Linked DNA regions of Homo sapiens: region 2 is linked to region 1. The links are chromatin loops, found by intact Hi-C in ENCODE. Cell type or tissue: endothelial cell of umbilical vein. All regions are shown on one strand. Each heading gives the region's core, and the rest is flanking DNA. Links, peaks and the distances in the headings are about the cores only.

The links. A loop is a pair of places that touch in the nucleus more often than their neighbours do. Peaks named below come from ENCODE experiments on the same cell type or tissue, not always from the same donor. Only the 100,000 strongest peaks of a DNase experiment are listed, where the experiment ranks them.
Region 2: a loop joins it to region 1, with 19 times the contacts of the local background. A loop is called at or near these places in 9 of 110 quality-filtered maps.

The regions. Positions count from the first base shown.
Region 1 is chr19:51,468,253-51,477,513 of GRCh38, forward strand. It overlaps the pseudogene SIGLEC26P. Among named protein-coding and RNA genes, the nearest start is that of CEACAM18, 5.7 kb to the right of the region's middle. In endothelial cell of umbilical vein, for the core only: a CTCF peak has its summit at 4,846 (motif pointing right); a DNase peak (open chromatin) is centred at 4,859.
Region 2 is chr19:51,633,337-51,644,477 of GRCh38, forward strand. It overlaps SIGLEC14 (sialic acid binding Ig like lectin 14), which reads right to left. Exons shown (of 7, transcript NM_001098612.3): 5 at 10,443-10,700; 6 at 10,201-10,336; 7 at 6,142-10,061. The coding sequence ends at 10,019. Among named protein-coding and RNA genes, the nearest start is that of SIGLEC14, 7.9 kb to the right of the region's middle. In endothelial cell of umbilical vein, for the core only: a CTCF peak has its summit at 4,222 (motif pointing left); no DNase peak of the experiment used is centred there; H3K27me3 peaks cover 274 bases.

The DNA of each region.
Region 1 (9,261 bases), core at 1,262-9,261:
CCTGTTCCCCTGCTCAGCCAGTCCTCCAGGATATCAAGTGTCCTCAGCTCCAGCTGTCCTGTCCCCACCACACCCTCAGGAACCCAGGCATCCTGGCCCAGCACTCATAGGAGACATTGAGCTGGATGGTTCTCTCTGCAGTCACACCAGCTCTGAGAAACTTCACCTGACAGGTCAGGTTGGTGCCATGGTCCTGGAGCCTTGAGGTGATTGTGAACGCCAAGGAATGGGTGGTCCTGGGGCTCAGAGAAGTGGGGGCAGCTGACATCCAGGAAATGATAAGGGGGTGTCTCCTGCTTATAGGCCCAGCGCACAGATCAGGTCAGGTTTCAGAGGTGGCTGGACTCTAGGGTCTCCAGGATGAGAATGTTGGGTATATGAGTCAGGGTTAGTGAGGAGATGGGGGGCATGCAGGATCAAAAGGGTAGGTCCAAGGTGAAGCCCTGGGGGAAGCTCAGGCTCTGGTCTAGCTCCTCCCCCAAACCCCCGGCATGCTTTATGCCCAACTCCCTCCCAGGACAGGGACCCCATCCCAGCCCTACCCTGCCCTGCAGCCCCTTTGACTTTCCCCTGTGGTCAGTCCTGGAGCTGGTTTCTTACCAGTCACACACAAAGAGAACTGGGGAGATTATAACCTGTATTTGGTACTTCCTCTCTCCACCTGAAAGAAATGTGAACCATTGTTCACCTCCTTCTGGCATCTATGATACTCTGGGAGCAGTTGTTCCTCTGGGGATTCCTGAAGAGGCAGAAAAGGCCCAGGGTCTCCTCCTTCATTTTTCAATTTGGGTTGTTTGTGGGCTCTGAAGTGTCCCAGAATTCCTTGCCTCCTTCCCGGAACCAGTAGTCATGAACAGAGTTATTCGTGTAGTAGGGTGGAGATAGGAGAATGAGCAAGGCATGAGGGTGCACAGACACTCCTGTACAGTCACAGACTCCTGCACTTCCAGCTAGAAAACTGCATCCTGAGCCAGGGCTCCAGTGGAGAAACGAGGGTCAGCTCAGTTCAGCCCCAGAGTCCCTCTCCCCATGGCCCACTCACCTATCCACTGCAGGGGCAGCAGCGTCTCTTAGGCAGAGGGTTCCTGGACTCCCTGTGTAATGAGAGAAGGGGAAGGGATTGGAGGGGAAGGTTTGAGGGCCCATTGGAGGCTGAGGAGAAGCAGGAGGACTTGGCGGTTCACAGAAGAAAAACCTCAGACCTACACGTGGTCAGAGCTCATCCCCTCTGCACAGAGCAGAGGGAGACTCCAGAGACCTCCCCAGAGGGGAGCAAATAAGGAGCAGAGATCTTATATTTCCTCTCATCTGAGAGCTTCCCTCCACCACCAGAGCCTGGACTAGGATCTCTGGGGACATCTGAGGCATGGGACACTCATGAGGGTCTAAGGTTCTCCCACCCTGAGGTGCTTTTTTGTGCACCACCGTTTATACCTGGGAACATGTCACTCCTGGTCTGGTCCCAGAGAGTCACAACCTCATCTAGAGTCATGAGGAAGTCAGTCCTGCAGGATGGAGGATTCTGTAGGTTCTGTGGGAGTGTCTGGGACAGTGAAAAGAAGAAGGGTCCTGGGTGCAGTGTGGGTGGTAGCCATTCACTCATTCATACATTCATTCATTCACCAAACACACAGTGAGCATCTGTGTGTCAGTGGGGCTGGAGAAAAGATGCCAGGGACCTGGTCCCCACCCTTGAGATGGCCCCCACCCATAGCCTCATGTCCTCACCATACACACACACACACACACACACACACACACTGGCTTTAGAGCTGTGGACACTGGTGAATTTGCCGTATGTCATGGTAGAATTCTAGGTGGTTTTTTTTGAGACTGAGTCTCGCTCTGTCGCTCATGCTGGAGTGCAGTGGTGCAATCTTAGCTCACTGCAACCTCTGCCTCCTGGGTTCAAGTGATTCTCCTGCCTCAGCCTCCTGAGTAGCTCCTGAGTAGCTGGGATTACAGGTGTCTGCCACCACACCCAGCTAATTTTTGTATTTTTTTTTAAGTAGAAATGGGGTTTCACCATGTTGGTCAGGCTCGTCTCGAACTCCTGACCTCATGATCCACCTGCCTCGGCCTACCAAAGTGCTGGGACCACAGGCATGAGCCACCACGCCCGGCCAATACTAGGTATTTTAAAAAAACTTGAGTACTGAATTTTTTTCCCTGACAACTGGTATGCTGATTTACAAAATTTGAATGACATCTTCAGAATAAGAACCATGCAGGATCTTCTTGTAAACCAAAAGGAAGGACACATATTCTATGGACTGCAGTGCAGAAGAAACTTCTTTTCCATGGATGTTGCCATTCTGTGTAGTGTGGACAGAAGTGATTTATTTGAGGTCCTCTTCATAGAGATTAGCATTTCCTTTCATGTAAAAATATGCTGCTCACAGTTAAATGAGGCTCATAAGACATAATATTTTCAGACAACATGAGTATACAGACAAAATTAAAATTTTAGGTTCCATTTTTCATGTTTATGGCTATTTGTATTTTTCTTTTCTTTTTTCTTTACTTTTTTTTTTTTTTTTTTTTTTGAGATGAAGTTTTGCTCTTGTTGCCCAGGCTGGAGTGCAATGGCACGATCTCGGCTCACCACAACCTCTGCATCCCAGGTTCAAGCAATTCTCCTGCCTCAGCCTCCTGAGTAGCTGGGATTACAAGCATGCGCCACCATGCCTGGCTAATTTTGTATTTTTAGTAGAGACAGGGTTTCTCCATGTTGGTCAGGCTGGTCTCGAACTCCCGACCTCAGGTGATCCGCCCACCTCGTCCTCCCAAAGTGCTAGGACTACAGGTGTGAGCCACCGCGTCCGGTCTCTATTTTTCTTTCATGAGTTGCTTGTTTGGGCATTGACATGCATTTATAATTGTCTTGTTGGAATTTAGTTTTTCTGGTGTTTCCTAATCCTCTTCCTCCCTCTTGTCTATGAAGAGTCTCAGACAATGTGGTCATGCTGTTCTCTTATCTGAGGATTTGGAAATTTGCCTCGCTAAATCATATGACACATATCTGACTATACCCGGGTGTGACCTTCCTGACAGTCACACAGTTAAATGTCCTGGCCAATACCTTTAAGTTTCAAAATAAATAAATAAATAAAAATCAAAATAAAAAACTTAATGGATAAAAAGCAATTTTAGGTTCAGCTACGTGATTTTCCATCTCACTCTGTATCGTATGCATCCAACGAACTCTTGAAATCTAGGACATAATACTATTTGGCACCATATATTAGTAAAATATTTATTACAGTATTATCTAGATAAATGCTCATTTGTCCTTATTAACATGGAGAGCTATTTGTATCTTCACTTACTATATAAATAATTGAGGTTTTAATAAGTAATATAATACCTTGTTGTAAGTTATTTTAAAGTTAAGAATATGGCTTGGATTCCTTGGATTCATTCACTCGGTGTAATGCATTTGAGACTCAGCTATGTGATTGGGTATATATATGAATAATTTGTTTTTGTTTTTAAATTGCTGACTCATACTTCATTGTTTTCCACAGATCCCCCATTTTGTATATATTCACTGTTTGACAGATACTCAGAATGTTTCCAGGTTTTGGTGAATATAATATAAAGCTAGTACAAATATTCCCATGCAGATTTCTGTGTGTGGACACTAGTTTTTTTTTCTCTTGCATAAATACCTAGGAGTTGGGTGCTTAGTCACATGTGTAAGTTATAAGAAATCGCAGCTGGGTGCGGTGGCTCACGCCTGTAATCCCAGAACTTTGGGAGGCTGAGGCGGGTGGATCATTTGAGGTCAGGAGTTCAAGACCAGCCTGGCCAACATGGCGAGACCCCATCTCTACTAAAAATACAAAAATTAGCTAGGTGTGGTGGGTGCCTGCTATCCCAGCTACTCAGGAGACTGAGGCAGGTGAATCGCTTGAAACTGGGAGACGGAGGCTGCAGTGAGCCGAGATCGTGCCACTGCACTTCAGCCTGGGCGACACAGTGAGACTCTGTCTAAAAAAAGAAAAAGAAAAAGAAATTGTCAAAGTGTTCTCCAAAGTGTGAGTGCCACTTCATATCCCCACCAGCAAAACATGTGAGTTCTGGTTGCTCTACATTCTCATTAATATTTGGTATTATCAGGAATGTGTAAAATTTATTTTTCTTTTGGTTTGGTTTTGTAGCCATTCTAATAGGTATGTACTGCCACCTCATTCTAGTTCTAATCCACGATTTCATAAGAGCAAATGGCGTTGGGAATGTTTCCATTCATGTGATTATTTGCCATGAGTTTTTCTTCTTTGATGAGGAGGCTGATCAAATCTTTAGTGCTTTTTAAAATCCGTCTTAAAATACACATAACAAAAATTACCATTTTAATCATTTTTCAGTGCACAGGTAAGTGGCATTAAGTACTTTCACACTCTTATGCAATTATCAACCATTGATCTCCAGAAATGTCTTCATCTTGCCAAATTGAAACTCTGTACCCACTGAAAGATAACTCCCTATTCCGTCCTGCTCCCAGCCCACGGCAGCCAACTTTCTACTTTCTGTCTATGAATTTGCCTATTCTAGATACCTCCTATAAGTGGAATCATACAGTATTGGTAACTTTTGTGACTGGCTAATTTCATGTGGCATAGTGTCTCCAAGCTTCATCTAAGTTGCAACACGTGTCAGAATCTCCTTCTTTTTAAGGTATTTCATTGTATGTATATAATATAGAGGCTTTTGACCAGTGTAGCTCATCCTGAATTATCGAGTTGATCCTTAAATCCAATCAGAAGTGTCTTGCTGGGAGAGGAACAGATGGAGATTTGATGTACACAGAAGGCGGCGGTGTCTGGGCAAACCCATCACCTCAAATGCATCTCACCACCAGGGGGAGCCATAGAGTTGTGCGATGCATCCACCCTAATCTTTGTACAACCTCCTGTGGATAGGAGTAAGAAGTGGATAGAGAGGGTGAGAGGCAGGAGCCTCCAGTCAGCTTCCAAAGATGGGAGTGAGATGGAAAATAACAAGAATGACATTAACAATAACAATAACATTACAAATAACATTAAGTTATAACAGCTACCTCTTGTGGCAAAAACCAGAGTAGGGGGCTGTGAGAAACCCACCTTATGTACAGCGCCTCAGAGATCCCAACTTAACATTTTTTGTGATCTCCAAGATAGATAGACAGGAAGGAGTGGCTGTTCATTAGCATTCGCTCTGGCTGTGCCAGGCAGAACTTTGCCCTGGGAGGGACTATGACGTTCTGCTCTCTTAATAAAAAGGTACAAAGCTGGGCTCCAGAAATAGACTGAGGGGCCTCTTGGGTCTGCTCCCCAGGCTGCTTCCTGTCCATAGGTGAGCAGTGGATGCTGCCACTCCTGACTGGAGAGACAGGGTTTCAGAAGAAATTCTCCAAGTTATGGGGGATCCCGGATGGGATGGGTCAGGTCTAGCTCTGGGGTCTGCTTAAGGGAATGAGAGTGAGTCTTTGAAGCTCAAGGCACCCTCCAAACCTGCACTCCTCTCCTAACAGCAGGGTCCTCATGAGGGTGTCGTTGCATGAGACAGTAAGGGTCATGCCATGGGCTCTGAATGAAACCAGTTCTGCCATCTTCATCCTGATTGTTCAGACTAGGCATCACTGACCATGCACAGTCTAGATGGAGGGAGGTACATGTTTCTTCAGGGACATGGCACAATGCTGTGTCTAAAAGGAATGCTTCATGTTGGTGCAGCCAAATGGAGCTGATCGGACGCTCTCTGTGGCTGTGGTTGCTGGTCTCCTCTCAGTATCCACTCTCTCTTTTTCCTTAGTAATAAGGACCTCAGACATGAGAACCCAGCTAAGAAGGATTCTACGTTCTACACTTTCTTCTGTAGTTTTTTCTGAACAGCCCTATGAAGAGGAAACATTTTACATCCCTATTAAAAACAATTTCTTTTTCTTTTTAATTTTTGTGGGTACATAGTAGTTGTAGACCCTAAGATTCTTTTAAATTTATTTAAATTTTTTATTTCTTAACCTTTATTTTAGGTTCGGGGTACACGTGCAGATTTGTTATATAGGTAAACTTGTGTCATGGAAGTTTTTTGTACAGATTATTTCATTACCCAGGTACTATGCCTAGTACCCAATAGCTATTTTTTCTGCTCCTCTCCCTCCTCTTACTGTCCACCCTCAAGGAGGCCCCAGTGTCTGATGTTCCCCTCTATGTGTCCAAGTGTTCTCCTCTTTTAACTGCCACTTATAAGTGAGAACATGCGGCATTGGTTTTCTGTTTCTGTGTTAATTTTCTAAGGTAATGTCCCCATTTTACAGGTGTAGAAAGCAAAGCTTAGCGGAGATAGGAAACTTAACTGAGATCACGTGGCAGGTAAGTGGCAGCATTAGGTTCAAACCAGACAGTGTGACCAGGAATCCCCCCTCTTAACCATGGTCTTTCCTCAAACAGCCTGTACAGCCTTTGACCCAGCAGTCCTCAGTAATTTGGGGGCAGTGCACAAGACCATCCTCACTTCTAACTCCAGCTTCACACTCAGGGGTCCCCTGATCACCTTCAGTTTCGACAGTTCACAAGTAGGACTCACAGAACTCACTGAAAGCTCTTATTCTCATGTTATGTCTCATTACAGCAAAAGGATACAGATTAAAGTCAGCCAAGGGGAGAAGAGCATGGGGCAGGGTCCAGTGAATTCCAAATGTGTAGTTTCCAGTTGTCCCCTCCCAGTACAATCACAGACAGCAGTAATTCCTCCTTACATGACGTGTGACAACATGCATAGAGTGTCACCAACCAGGGACACTCACCTAAGCCTTGATGCCCAGGGTTTTTATTGTGGCTTTGCCATGTAGATATGGATGGCTGTTCACATGGCTGATCTTAGCTTCAGCTGCTCTAGAGATAGAGCTGACAACAGTGACCCAAAGTCCCTACCATTAGTCATATTATTAGACTATTTGGTGGTCATATTATTAGACGAATATAACTATTTAGTCATATTATTATGAATATTAGTCATATTATTGGGCAAGGCACTAAGGTAAATAAAGACATTCCTATCAGGTGAGATATTCCAGGGGCTTAGAGTTCCCTCCCAGTAGCTGAGAGCAAAGTCCAGACCTCTATTTAAGTAGGGTTGAGTTCTTTCCTGTGCAAGTTCACCTCTGGGATTAATCACGGATCTACAAATGGGACTAGGCAAAAGCTGTTCATGCTGCTGTGTACAAAAAAAAGTGGGCCAGGCATGGTGGCTCACGCCTGTAATCCCAGCACTTTGGGAGGCCAAGGTGGGTGGATCACGAGGTCAGAGATTGAGACCATTCTGAACAACATGGGGAAACCCCATCTCTACTAAAACACAAAGAATTAGCCAGGCGTGGTGGTGTGTGCCTGTAGTCCCAGCTACTTGGGAGGGTGAGACAGGGGAATCGCTTGAACCTGGGAGGTGGAGGTTGAGTGAGCCGAGATTGTGCCACTGCACTCCAGCCTGGCGACAGAGGAAGACTCTATCTCAAAAAAAAAAAAAAAAAAAAAAAGAACTCTAATATAAACTGTGGGCTTTGGGTGCTAATATTGCGTCAACGTGAGCTCATCAAATGCAATGAATGTACCACTGTGGTGGGGCTGTTGATAATGGGGGTGGCTGTGCATGCGGGAGGGCAGGTGATATATGAAAAACCTCTGTACCTTCCTCTGAATTTTGCTGTAAACCTAAAACTGCTCTAAAATATCGTGTTTTTTAATTGAAAGAACCCGGCCTGGCCCAGTGGCTCATGCCTGTAATCCCAACACTTGGGATGCCAAGGGGGATGGATCACTTGAACCCAGGAGTTGAAGACCAGCCTGGCCAACATGGCAAAATCCCGTCTCTACTAAAAATACAAAAAATATTAGCCCGATGTGATGGCACATGCCTGTAATCCCAGCTACTCTGGAGGCTGAGGCATGAGAATCACTTGAACTCAGGAGGCAGAGGTTGCAGTGAGCCTGGATCACACTACTGACCTCCAGCCTGGAGGACAGAGTGAGACTCTGTCTGGAAAAAAAAAAACAAAACTTAAAGGACATAAATGATTGCAAATAGAGGATTGGTTGAATAACTCAACCCATATCCAATCCAGTGGAATACTACACAGCCATGAATAATGAACAGTGATGGTGCAAAGCCATGCTTCTCCCATGAGAGTCCAGGACCTGAGGCAGAATGTGGGGAGTGCTTCAAGGGAGCTAAAGCCAGAAGATCCACTTTGTATATATTTCAGAGGCACCATTTACACGGTAATACTGGGGCAGGCCAATTAACTAACATCAGTGGTAACGAATGCGTTATTTTCCTATTAAAACTAACATGGAGGTGTCTGGCTGTAGGCTGCAAATATTCATATGGGTTTTCAGGGCACAGAAGACTTCAAAGATATTTTCTAAACCAGTAGACATCCAGAGGTGCATATTCACCTTACTCTGACAAAACTTGGGTTTAACATTTGAAAAGCCCTAATAAAAACAAAAATTTAATGATATAATTCTGCTCTAATAAAAGAGATTCATATGTGCATGCGTATGCCAGCTATAACATACCCAAACTGAAAAGACACATAGAAAACAGCTGGTTGTATCTCTGGGTGGTTTTAAAAAACGGTATTCTTTAAATGACAATAAATAATTTTATATTTATTTTACATACTTATATAGTTATACATATAAAATATATGTATAAATATGTAAATGTTAATAATATTACATAAATATGTAAGTATGTAAATCAAAAATTTTTATAATAAATTCAAATTCACTCCTTTTATAATTTAAAAAGTAGGGTGTGTTATCAAAATGAAAGACAAACACATTCCCAAGTACGGTTAGAAAGACCTTGTCAATTGGACATTTCTGAGTTGTTCTTTCCCTCTCTCTCTCTCTCTCTCTCTGTTTCTGTGTCTTCCCTCTGTATCTCACTCTGCCTGCATTTTTTTTTATGTCCCTGTCTGTCTGTCTCTCTGTCAGGTTTCAAGGGGCCCATACCTCATTACTTCTGTGCACAACTCCCCTGTCCTGGATCCCTGTTTTTAGAAACAGCCTGACCCTCCAACAACAAAGTGTCAACCTAAATAACAAACAGAGAGAAGCTCTCTAAAAGAAAATGATATGTATTCAGGAATGGGGCATTGCAATGGGAATCTGGGTGCTATAGTAAACTACGTGCATATTCAGGGAGGTAAAAGAACACAAAGGGTTTTCAATGGAAAAATGAGGAGGACCCCATAAATGGTTTGAGATAATT
Region 2 (11,141 bases), core at 1,190-9,189, 170 kb after region 1:
TAAGCAAAAGGTACAGCAATTACAATGAAATTTTAACAGAGGTCTTTATCAATGACATGACTGCACATATAGAAAAATCCAGGCTAAGCGTGGTAGCTCACGCCTGTAATCCCAGCACTTTGGGAGGCTGAGGCAGGCGGATCACGAGGTCAGGAGATCAAGACCATCCTGGCTAACATGGTGAAACCCCATCTCTACTAAAAATACAAAAAATTAGCCGGGCGTGGTGGTGGGCGCCTGTAGTCCCAGCTACTCGGGAGGCTGAGGCAGGAGAATGGTGTGAACCTGGGAGGTGGAGCTTGCAGTGAGTGGAGATCACACCACTGCACTCCAGCCTGGGCGACAGAGCGACACTCCATCTCAAAAAAAAAAAAAGAAAAATCCAAAAGTATATACGGATACATTTGAAGCCTTAATAAAATATTTGCAAGACAGCCAGAGATTAATCAAATTACAAAATCAGTTGTCTTTCCACATCACAGTAATAAAAATGGAATTTTATAAAAATGCCATTGACAAAAGCTTCAAAAATTATGATATAATTTATCAATATCAAAAAATATGATATAATTTTTGAATATATGGAATATATCTAACTATTAGAGATGTATCTAACAAAAATATGTATATGTCACCTCTATGGAGGAAATTATAAATCTGTATTCAAGGACATTAAAGATGTAAATAGGCTGGGCGCAGTGGCTCACGCCTGTAATGCCAACACTTTGGGAGGCCGAGGCGTGTGGATCACCTGAGGTCAGGAGTTCGAGACCACCCTGGCCAACCTGGTGAAACCCCATCTCTACTAAAAATACAAAAATTAGCTGGGTGTGGTGGCAGGCACCTGTAGTCCCAGCTACTCAGTAGGCCAAGGCAGGAGAATCACTTGAACCTGAGAGATGGAGGTTGCAGTGAGTCGAGATTGCACTATTGCACTCCAGCCTGGGCGACAGACCAAGACTCCGTCTCAAGAAAATAAATAAATAAAAAATAAATAAATCAAGATGTAAATAAACTGAAAAAGAGGCCATGTTGATGAGTTTGAGAACAATATTGTATGAATGCCAATTTTACCCAACAATCTACAGCATCAAAGGAATATGTCATACAATCTCCCGGGTGATTTTTGTGCAATTTGGTAACTCTATTGTAAAATTTATACTGAAGTAGAAATGTTCAAGTATGGTCAAGGCAACCATGAAGAACAATGAATGGCTTTGCAAGATAAAAAGATGTATCATAACATTACAGAAAATATGACCATTTCAGACGGGGCACAGTGGCTCACATCTGTAATCCCCGCACTTTAGGAGGCCGAGGCAGATGGATCACTTAAGGTCAGGAGTTTGAAAGCAGCCTGACCAACATGGTGAAACCCTGTCTCTACTAAAAAATAACAAAAATTAGCTGGGCATCGTGGCATGTGCCTGTAATCTCAGCTGCTCAGGAGGCTGAGGCACAAGAATTGCTTGAACCCAGGAGGTGGAGGTTGCAGTGAGCTAAGATTGTGCCACTGCATTCCACCCAGGGTGACAGAGTGAGACTGTCTCAAATTTTTAAAAATGTGAGAAAATAGGCCCATTTCAATGGTTCACACCTGTAATACCAGCGCTATGGGAGACCGAGGCAGAAGGATTACTTGAGCCCAGGAATTCAAGACCAGCCTGGGCAACATGGTGACACCCCATCTGTACAAAAAACACAAAAATTAGCTGGGCATGGGTGGCTCATGCCTGTAGTCTCAGCTACTTGAGAGGCTGAGGTGGGAGGATCACTTGAGCCCAGGAGGTGGAGGTTGCAGTGAGCCAAGATTGCAGCACTGCACTCCATCCAAGGTGACAAAGTGACACAGTGAGACCTTGTCTGAAAAAAAAAAGTGACAATTATGTATTGACCAAGTGGAACAAAATTGAGTGCCTGGAAATAGACCTCAACCACAGGAAACATCAAGTGTGATAGAGGAAGTGGCAAATAATAAATTTTTCTTTTTATTTATTTTGGGTTTTTATTTATTTAATTTTTTTTGAGACAGTGTCTCTGTCACCTAGGATGGAGTACAATGGTGTGATCAGGGCTCACCACAGTCTCTATTTCTCTGGGCTCAGGCACTCCTCTCATCTCAGCCTCCCAAATAGCTGGGACTACAGGAATGCACCATTATGCTTGGCTAATTTTTTAATTTTTTGTAGAGACAGGTTCTCACTATGTTGCCCAGGCTGGTCTCAAACTTCTGGGCTCAAGCGGTCCTCCCACCTCAACCTCCCAAAGTGTTGGGATTACAGGCATGAGCCACTGGGCCCGGCCAACTTTTCAAAAAATATCTGTGGGCAAAACTTAATGCAATCAAGTTTGCAGTAAGTTTGCAATGAAATTTGACTCCCAGCTCATGCATAAAAGTCAAGTACAGGTAGCTTGAAGGTCTAAATATGACAAAGAAAACAATAGAGCTGTTAGAAAATAATATAGCAGGAAATCGCCATGAATTTGAGGTAGGTAGGATTTCTGAGCAAAACATAAATAACACTATTTATTTATTTGTTTATTTTTATTATTTATTATTATTTTTTTTGAGACAGAGTCGTGCTCTGTCACCCAGGCTGGAGTGCAGTGGCGTGATTTTGGCTCACTGCAACCTCCGCCTCCCAGGTTCAAGCGATTCTCCTGCCTCAGCCTCCGGAGTAGCTGGGACTACAAGCACACCCCACCACGCCCAGCTAATTTTCGAATTTTTAGTAGAGACGGGGTTTTACCATGTTGGTCAGGATGGTCTCGATCTCCTGACCTCATGATCCACCCACCTTGGCCTCCCAAAGTGCTGGGATTACAGGTGTGAGCCACCACGCCCAGCCAATAACACTATTTATAAAGAGAAAGATTGAAAACTTGACCCCTGGCCCAGACACTGAGCTCTACCTCTCTGAGGTCTTGCCTCCACAGGACCTGCACATCCAAAGGTCTTTTCTCCCCAGGACCCTGACATCCTACTCCAGCTCCCATAAGCCATGCTAAGGAGGCTGATTCTCTCCATGTTTCTCTGGCTTCCAAAGGGGAAAACTGAAGGGCACCTGCAGAGCACCTGAAGCCCAGAAGTAAAGGTGACCACTGAGACAAGGAGTGAGGTAGCAGTCATGGGTCTCAGGTCCCTGAAAGGAGAAGGCAGCACCTTTTTGAGAGAAGGTAATGGGTGTTTCCTCTCCATTTGGCTCCAGGGTCCCTTCGGAGTGATGAGTAACTCCATGTGTGGTCCCACCCTCATCTCCACCTCTTGTTGCTCACTCTTGGAGAACTTGTGCCCCTGTCACTCTCACAGTGACTCCTTAGGTAAAAGGTTTATGTTCTACCACATCCTCTTAAGATATATCTCCCACTAACTCCCATCTGGAATCCCCCAGTGCTCAGAGAAGAGTTATTGTCCTGGGAGCAACTGAGGAGGTGACATTGATCTTGGGAATTCTATTTTTTATTTTCACCCTCTCTTTGTGATCGATCACTAGAGAACAGTTACCACGTGCCTGGCTGCAGTGAGTTTTAGGATTCCAGGATCCCAGGTGTAGGAGAATGTACAAAACATTAGGTCACTTGTTTCCTTGGGTGAGAGACAGAGATACCTGTAGGGCCAGCCCCAAACCCCACCTGGTCCTCTCAAGCATTTGTCCCACTCAACACTAGAGGCATCTCTCAAGCTGGAGATCCCAGATCTTGCCCTGGGACAGCTTCATTCCCCCAACCCCCATCCTCTGTGCTGTCTATTAAGTGCAAGAAACAAATGGGGTGAGAGAAGAGGAAATTGCAACCAGAAGCCACAAGATATAGACAGAAGGGCAGAAAAGGAAATTTCCCCACAGCCTCTACCAGGAAATCTGGGCCCCAAGGGCAAGGAAGAGGCCAGGCTGGCCCACCTCAGGGGCACAATGCCCATTCTAATAAAAGTAAAGTAACACAAAATACAGAATTGGATGTAAGAAGGAAAAAAAGAATTGAGGTAAAGAAATTACCATTTTCACATTCAAGAAGGGCTACAGAGTTTGCCTCAAGAGAAAAGTGTGTATATAGTTTATCACTACTTTGTTTTCAAATTAAACTGGTGATAATATTTTTTATTGAGGTGAAATTCAGACGAAAAAATTACTAGTGGTAATTTTGGATGTATAAACTTTTGAAGGATGAGGTGAAGAGGAAGCTAAAATGATGCTGGATAAAAAAAGGAAGATGAACGTTAAGGCTCCCCCTTGTGGAGGATAGAGAAAGCATTTTTAAAAGTTCTGGATTCAGTGGCAATGAGATGAGGATTTGGGGGATGACCTCTTGGACTCAACAACGTGGTACTAGGACACAAAATCCAGTGAAAGACTTTCTGTGGTGGGGATGAATGGTGAATTTTTGCAACACGATGTCTAGCATCCAATTTAACCTACTTCTTATCCTGAAGAGCCATTCCTTTCTGCTGCTCCCAAACCTTGAATGAAGAGTGCTACCCAAAATATACTTGTACAAAGTGCTGGGAAAGGCAGGAAAGAAGTCTTTGTTCTCACGTTTGGGGAAGGGATACCAGCTTGCATATGTCAATCACCCATCACCCTCAGGAACTCTCCCACATATTGTGGTAAGTTGGCAGCTTTGGGTTCTCTGTGATTATTAAGCATGAGAGATCCAGTTACTTTCTGGGGATCTTAAAATCTGAACAGGATGCAAGATTTGGGAATTACTGGTTTGTACCATCAAAACTTAAATCTGCTCTTAAACTCTTGGAATATATCAGCCTGGTGCAGTACAATTTTAACAAATTCAAAGCAGGAGAGGAGGAGCTGAGAACAAAGTTACAACCTGTGACTGAGTTGATGGTATGATAAATTGAGGCAGGAATTATGTGGAGGCAATTATGAAGGACTCCAACTAGGAGAGGTGTGGACTGAGAGAACACCCTGGTAGCTATGAAGTCTTTACTTTTGATTGGGCATCCATTGGATAGATATATTCAGCTTACATTTCTATTATATTTGATTGAAAGTGTTGACAAAAAAAAGTTTTATTTTGGTAAAATAATGCATAACACAAATTTTAACATTTTAACCACTTTTAAATGTATGGTTCAGTGGCACTGAATATATTCATCTTGTTTTACAACTGTCACAACCATCCATTTCCAGAACTTTTTCATCTTTCCATACTGAATCTGTGTACTCATTAAACACTGACTCTCCATTTCCTTCTCATCCCAGCCCTTAGCAAGCGTCATTCTACTTTCTGTATCTATGCATTTGACTATCTCAGTATCTCATATAAGTAGACTCTTATGACATTTGTGCTTTTCTGTCTGGTTTATTTCACCTAGCATAATGTCTTCAAAGTCATACACATTAAAGCATTTGTTAGAACTTCATTCCGTTTTAAAGCTGAATAAGATTTTATTTGATGCATACTACATTTTGTTTCTCCATTTATCCACTGATAGACATTTATGTTGCTTCCATGTTTTGGCTATTGTAAATAATGCTGCTGTGAACATTGGGGTACAAATATCAGACTCCCTGCTTTCAATTCTTTGGGGTATCTACTCAGAAGTGGAATTGTGGAATTGCTGAATTACATAGTAATTACATGCTTTGTTTTTCGAGGAATTTTCATACCATCTTCCATAGTGACTGCACCATTTTACATCCCACCAGCAATGCACAAGGGTTTCAATTTCTCCAAATCTTCACCAATATTTGTTATTATCTGGTTTTGTTTTGTTTTTTAATAGTGGTCATTCTAACGTGTACGAAGTGGTATCTCATAATGGTTTTGATTTGCATTCCTGTAATTATTACTGTTTATAAAATTGTATAAGTATTTATGTGTTGGAAATTATAAATTAGTTTTCAATATTTCAATATTGAGAAGTGTTAAAATAATATGAACTTACTCAACTTACCTTTCAAAATTGGAAGATCTAGCACTCCCCTTATGACAGTGATTAACTGGGGATGAACAAGAACTGCCTCTTTTACTTTGCCACACTTTCTATTCTGTACTTTGGTGGTTCAAGCTATCTCTTCCAATGAAAATTACCCAAACAATAAAGAGGGGAAAAACATAGGATGGAAAAGATAAATTGTCTCAGTCCATTTGGGCTGCTATAACAAAATACCTTAGGCTGGGTGATTTATAAACAACAGAAATTTATTTCTCATAATTCTGGAGGTCGGGAAGTCCAAGATCAAGGTGCCAGCGGATTCAGTGTCTGGAGAGAATTATTTGCTTCCCAGATAGTATCTTTTCGTGGTATCCTCACATGGCAGAAGAGGAAAACACACTTCCTTCTGTTTCTTTTATGAGAACACTAATCCCATTCATGAAGGATGGCACCATTATGGGTTAATCACTTTCCAAAAAGCCCCAACCTTTTAATACCATCACCTTGAGGTTTAAGATTTCAACATATAAATTTTGGGAAGACACACATTTCTATTATAGCATAAATAAAGTATATCAAGAGTTAAAGCATATAGAAAAAAAGCAAATATTGCACTCTCTTTGCTACATGCACTTAGGGAAATTAAAAGAAAAACACCTGAAGTTTATAAAAGTTAAATTCATGAAAAAGAATGAAGAAATTATAAAAGCAGCAAGACATAAACAGATATTGCCTTAAATGGAACCACAATAAGAAAATGATGACTGAATTGTCATGAGAAACTCACCCGCCCTCCAAAGTGGAATGACATCTCCAAAAGGTTAAAAGAAAAATGCAAAGCTAGAATTCTACATTTTGGAAAATTATCCTTCAAAACGAAAGAGAAGGAGTCGTGCTTTTATTATGAAGGAGTAAGCTCCTAGCAGAGTGAACTCACCACAACACAACAAAACAAACAAACAAAAAATCCTTACAAGTTATAAGCTTTGAATGGGGAAAAAAAACTACTTGGGAAATGGGATAAAAGAAAATAGATTCTGGAACGGGAGTCAATATTTGGGGAAAGGCACCAACAAGGAATAAATAGCTTTATTCCAATGGTAGGTCAGAGCTACAGTGCAGAAAGTGGCTGCTAAAATTCTAATACAACTCCTTCCATCTTTCTGGACTGAGAAACAAGGGATGAAGCCCAGGGCAACTAGGAACACTGAAACAACAGGTAACAATTCTGGAAAGGGAAGAGCTAGGGAAAAGGAACTCCAGCTTCTGAGTATAAATGCTTTCCATTTCAAATATAATGAGGTGAGGCTAGGACTTAAAGGATGTGAAAATGCATACTATGCAAATACTAGTCAAAAGAAAACTGGAATGGCTATGTTAATAGCAGACAAAGTACACTTAAGAGCAAAGAAAATCACAGGAACAAAAAGTGATGTTACATAATGTAAAACAGTTGATTCAGCCAACTGCGGTGGCTCACGCCTATAATCCCAGCACTTTGGAGGCTGAGGCGGGTGGATCACCTGAAGTCAGGAGTTCAGGACCAGCCTGACTTACATGGTGAAACCTTGTCTCTACTAAATACAAAAAAAACTAGCCAGGCGTGATGGTGCGTGCCTGTAATCCAAGCTATTTGGGAGGCTGAGGCAGGAGAATCACTTGTACCTGGGAGGCGGAGGTTGCAGTGAGCCAAGATCGCGCCATTGCACTCCAGCCTGGGCAAAAAGAGCGAAACTCTGTCTCAAAAAAAAATTTTTTTTAAGTTGATTCTTTAAGAAGACATGAGAATTCTTAATATGTATGCACCTAACGACAGAGTTTAAAAATACATGCAGCAAAAACTGATGAAACTGAGAGGAGAAACTGACAAATCCAACATTAGGATCAGAGACTTCAACATTCCTCTCTCAGTAATAGACTGAGCTGGTAGACAAAAAAGTTACCAGCTATAAAACTGAACACCATTGGACAACTATGTCTAATTGCCATTTAATATTCGTCCCATAACAGGGCAATACACATTCTTTCTAAGCACACATGGAGCATTCACCAAGATAGACCAGTGTCATCAAGCAAACTTAACCAATATAAAAGACTCTCACGGTTGGTGAAAGTGAAAGTTAGTTCAGCCATTGTGGAAGACAGTGTGGCGATTCCTCAAAGACCTAAACATAGAAATACCATTCGACTCAGCAATCCCATTCCTAGGCATATACCCAAAGGAATATAAATCATTCTATTACAAAGACACATGCATGCATACATTCACTGCAGCACTATTCACAATAGCAATGACATGGAATCAACCTAACTGCCTATCAGTGGTAGACTGGATAGAGAAAATGTGGTACATATACACCATGGAATACTAAGCAGCCATAAAAAAGAATGAGATTATGTCCTTTGCAGGGACATGAGTGGAGCTGGAGACCATTATCCTCAGCAAACTATCACAAGAAGAGAAAACCAAATACCACATGTTCTCACTTGTAAGTGGGAGCTAAATGATGAGAACACATGGATACATAGAGGTGAGCAACACACACTGGGGCCTTTCAAAGGGTGGAAGGTGGGAGGAGGGAGAGGATGAGGAAAATAACTAATGGGTACTAGGCTTAATATCTGGGTGATGCAATAATCTGTACAACAAACTCCCATGACACTTTACCTATGTAACAAACCTGCACTTGTGCCCCCTGAACTTAAAAGTTAAAAAAAATCATATCAAGCATGTGTATTTATTAAAATGGAACTTAAAAAGAAAGTAGTAACAATTTGTTTAAAAATAAAAAACCAGTAAAATCTGCAATCACTTAGAAATTAAACAACACACTTCTAAGCAATCCGTGAATTCAAAGGAAATCTCAGGGGAAAGAAGGAAATATTTTGAACTAATATAAAAATACAACATAACAAAACTTTTGTGGTGCAGCAAAAGTGATTAAAGGGAAAATGCAGAACCAGTGGATACAGAAGGCTGACTGTACGATATTAAAAGCAAAAAAAACCCCACCAAAACTGAGAATGAGCTATTGATACGTGTAACAACGTGGATAAACTGGGAAAACCACACTGAAGAAATGAAAGCAGACCCTAAAGCAAATATGTTTGGTTCCAGTTATACGATGCACAGAACCTGACAATACAGGTATTGCCTTCTTGTATATGGACAGAAGGAGAATCACTTGAACCTGGGAGGCAGAAGTTGCAGTGAGCTGAGATTTTGCCATTGCACTCCAGCCTGGGCAACAAGATAGAAACTCTGTCTCAAAGAAAAAAAAAAAAGACATAATTTTTGTCTACAAACTCTCACAGAGGCATTAAAGAGTAAAATCAGTTATGTTGTATTGTTTCATAAAAGTTTTACTTATTTTGTAACAATTGTATTGGATAATAATCACAATGAGGTAGAGTTTTAACTGGAAAACAAATGCTGCCTCTCTGTGCCTATATGGATAGGGAAGCTGAGGAGACCAGAAATTCAAGTGTTAAGAAGGTAACTTTTGGCAGCCAGGCACGGTGGCTCATACCTGTAATGCCAGCACTTTGGGAGGCCAATGCAGTGGATTGCTTGAGGTCAGGAGTTCGAGACCTGGCCAACATGGTAAAACCCCATCTCTACTAACATACAAAAAAAAAAAATTAACTGGATGTGGTGGCAGGCACCTGTAATCCCAGCTACTAGGGAGGCTGAGGCAGGAGAATTGCTTGAACCCCAGAGGTGGAGGTTGCAGTGAACGGAGATTGTGCCACTGAACTCCAGCCTGTGCAACAGAGTGAGACTCTGTCTCAAAAAAAAAAAAAAAAAAAAAAGGTAACTTTTGGGTAATGGGTAATGGGGGTATAAGACCGAAAGTACATTCCCTTCACAGGGCTGGAGATGGTGGATGGAGAGGGAAGAGAAGGGCAGGTGGAGAGGGGATGGGGTGCAGATGGGGATGCAGGTGTGGTGGGGCAAGACTCACAAGCAGAGGGGAATAAGTAGAAGGGGTATGGGGCAGGAAGGAAAAGAGGGGTAGTCAGTGGGATGTGAGCTTCCAGAAAGAAGCTGACAGTGATGTCCTGCATGTGTCCCACAGGGCTAAGTGTCCACACCTCAGTTCTGTCTTGAGCGGGAGGGGCTCAGCCAGGCCTCTCAGCCCTGCTCTGCTGGGGGCCTCCACACCTGCAGAGCCAACATGGGCCTCAGATCAGCACCAGCCACTTCAGTTCTAATTCCAGGTGGGGCTGAGCTGTCCTGGGGCAGGACAGCTCAGCCCCACCTGGAACTCAGGAGCTTCCTGGAGACAGGCAGTCCGGCTCACCTGGTATAGTAGATCCAGGTGAGGCCATAGGTGAGGAGGAAGCCAGCCCCCATGAGAGCCCCCCTGATCAGGGTGAGGACGAGGGGCCAGGAGCCCTGCTGTTTCTCAGTTACACATATGCAGGAAGAGGAGCTTCCTGGGAGAAAGGAGAAGGTAAGGTGCTGTTACCAGGCCTCAGTCCCTCCCACCAACCTGAATACCTCACCGGGCTGTCTACCCTCAGCACCTGTCCTGCAACTCACTCTGCACAGAAAGGATGAAGGACAGGTGCTGGGAGCCCAGCGGATGCTGAACCCGGCAGGTGAATTCCCCTCCCTCTCTAGCTCCTATGTTAGGCAGCTCCAGGGTCCCAGACATTGAGGTCTGGGAAGGATTGAGGGCTTTTCCCTCCCGGAACCAGCTCAGTGAGGCAGGGGGGTTGCTGTCAACTGTGCAGGCGAGGAACAGGGACTGGCCCTCCTGGATGGGCACCGACATGCCATTGCTCAGGATCCGCAGGGCTGGGAAAGAGAAGCACAGCCAGGTGAGTGGAGCTGGGAGGCCCAATTCTCCCTCATTCCTCCCACTGAGCTGCAAGAAGAAAGACAAGACTGTGTGGTGAGTGCTGAGAATGGGCTAGTCATGGGTGAAAGGATGAGGACTTGGTGATCAGGTCAGGCTACCAGAAAGAAGGTGGCTGAGCTGAGAAAAGACAGATGAGGAGGAGTTCTCACATTAAGGAGAAGTGGATGGGCAGCTCAGGTGCAGACGTGCCAAGAACTGAGACAGGCAGACGAGGAAAGAGGCTCCTAGATCCGCAACCTGTCAGGGAGGACCCAGAGCTCCCAAGACACGATAATGGAGGTAGAAGCAGGCTCAGATCTTTTGGAGCATTGGGTGCCAGATTGAGGGCCTTGGGCTTTATCCTGGAAAGCAAGAGGGGGCTATAAGCAAGGGAAACA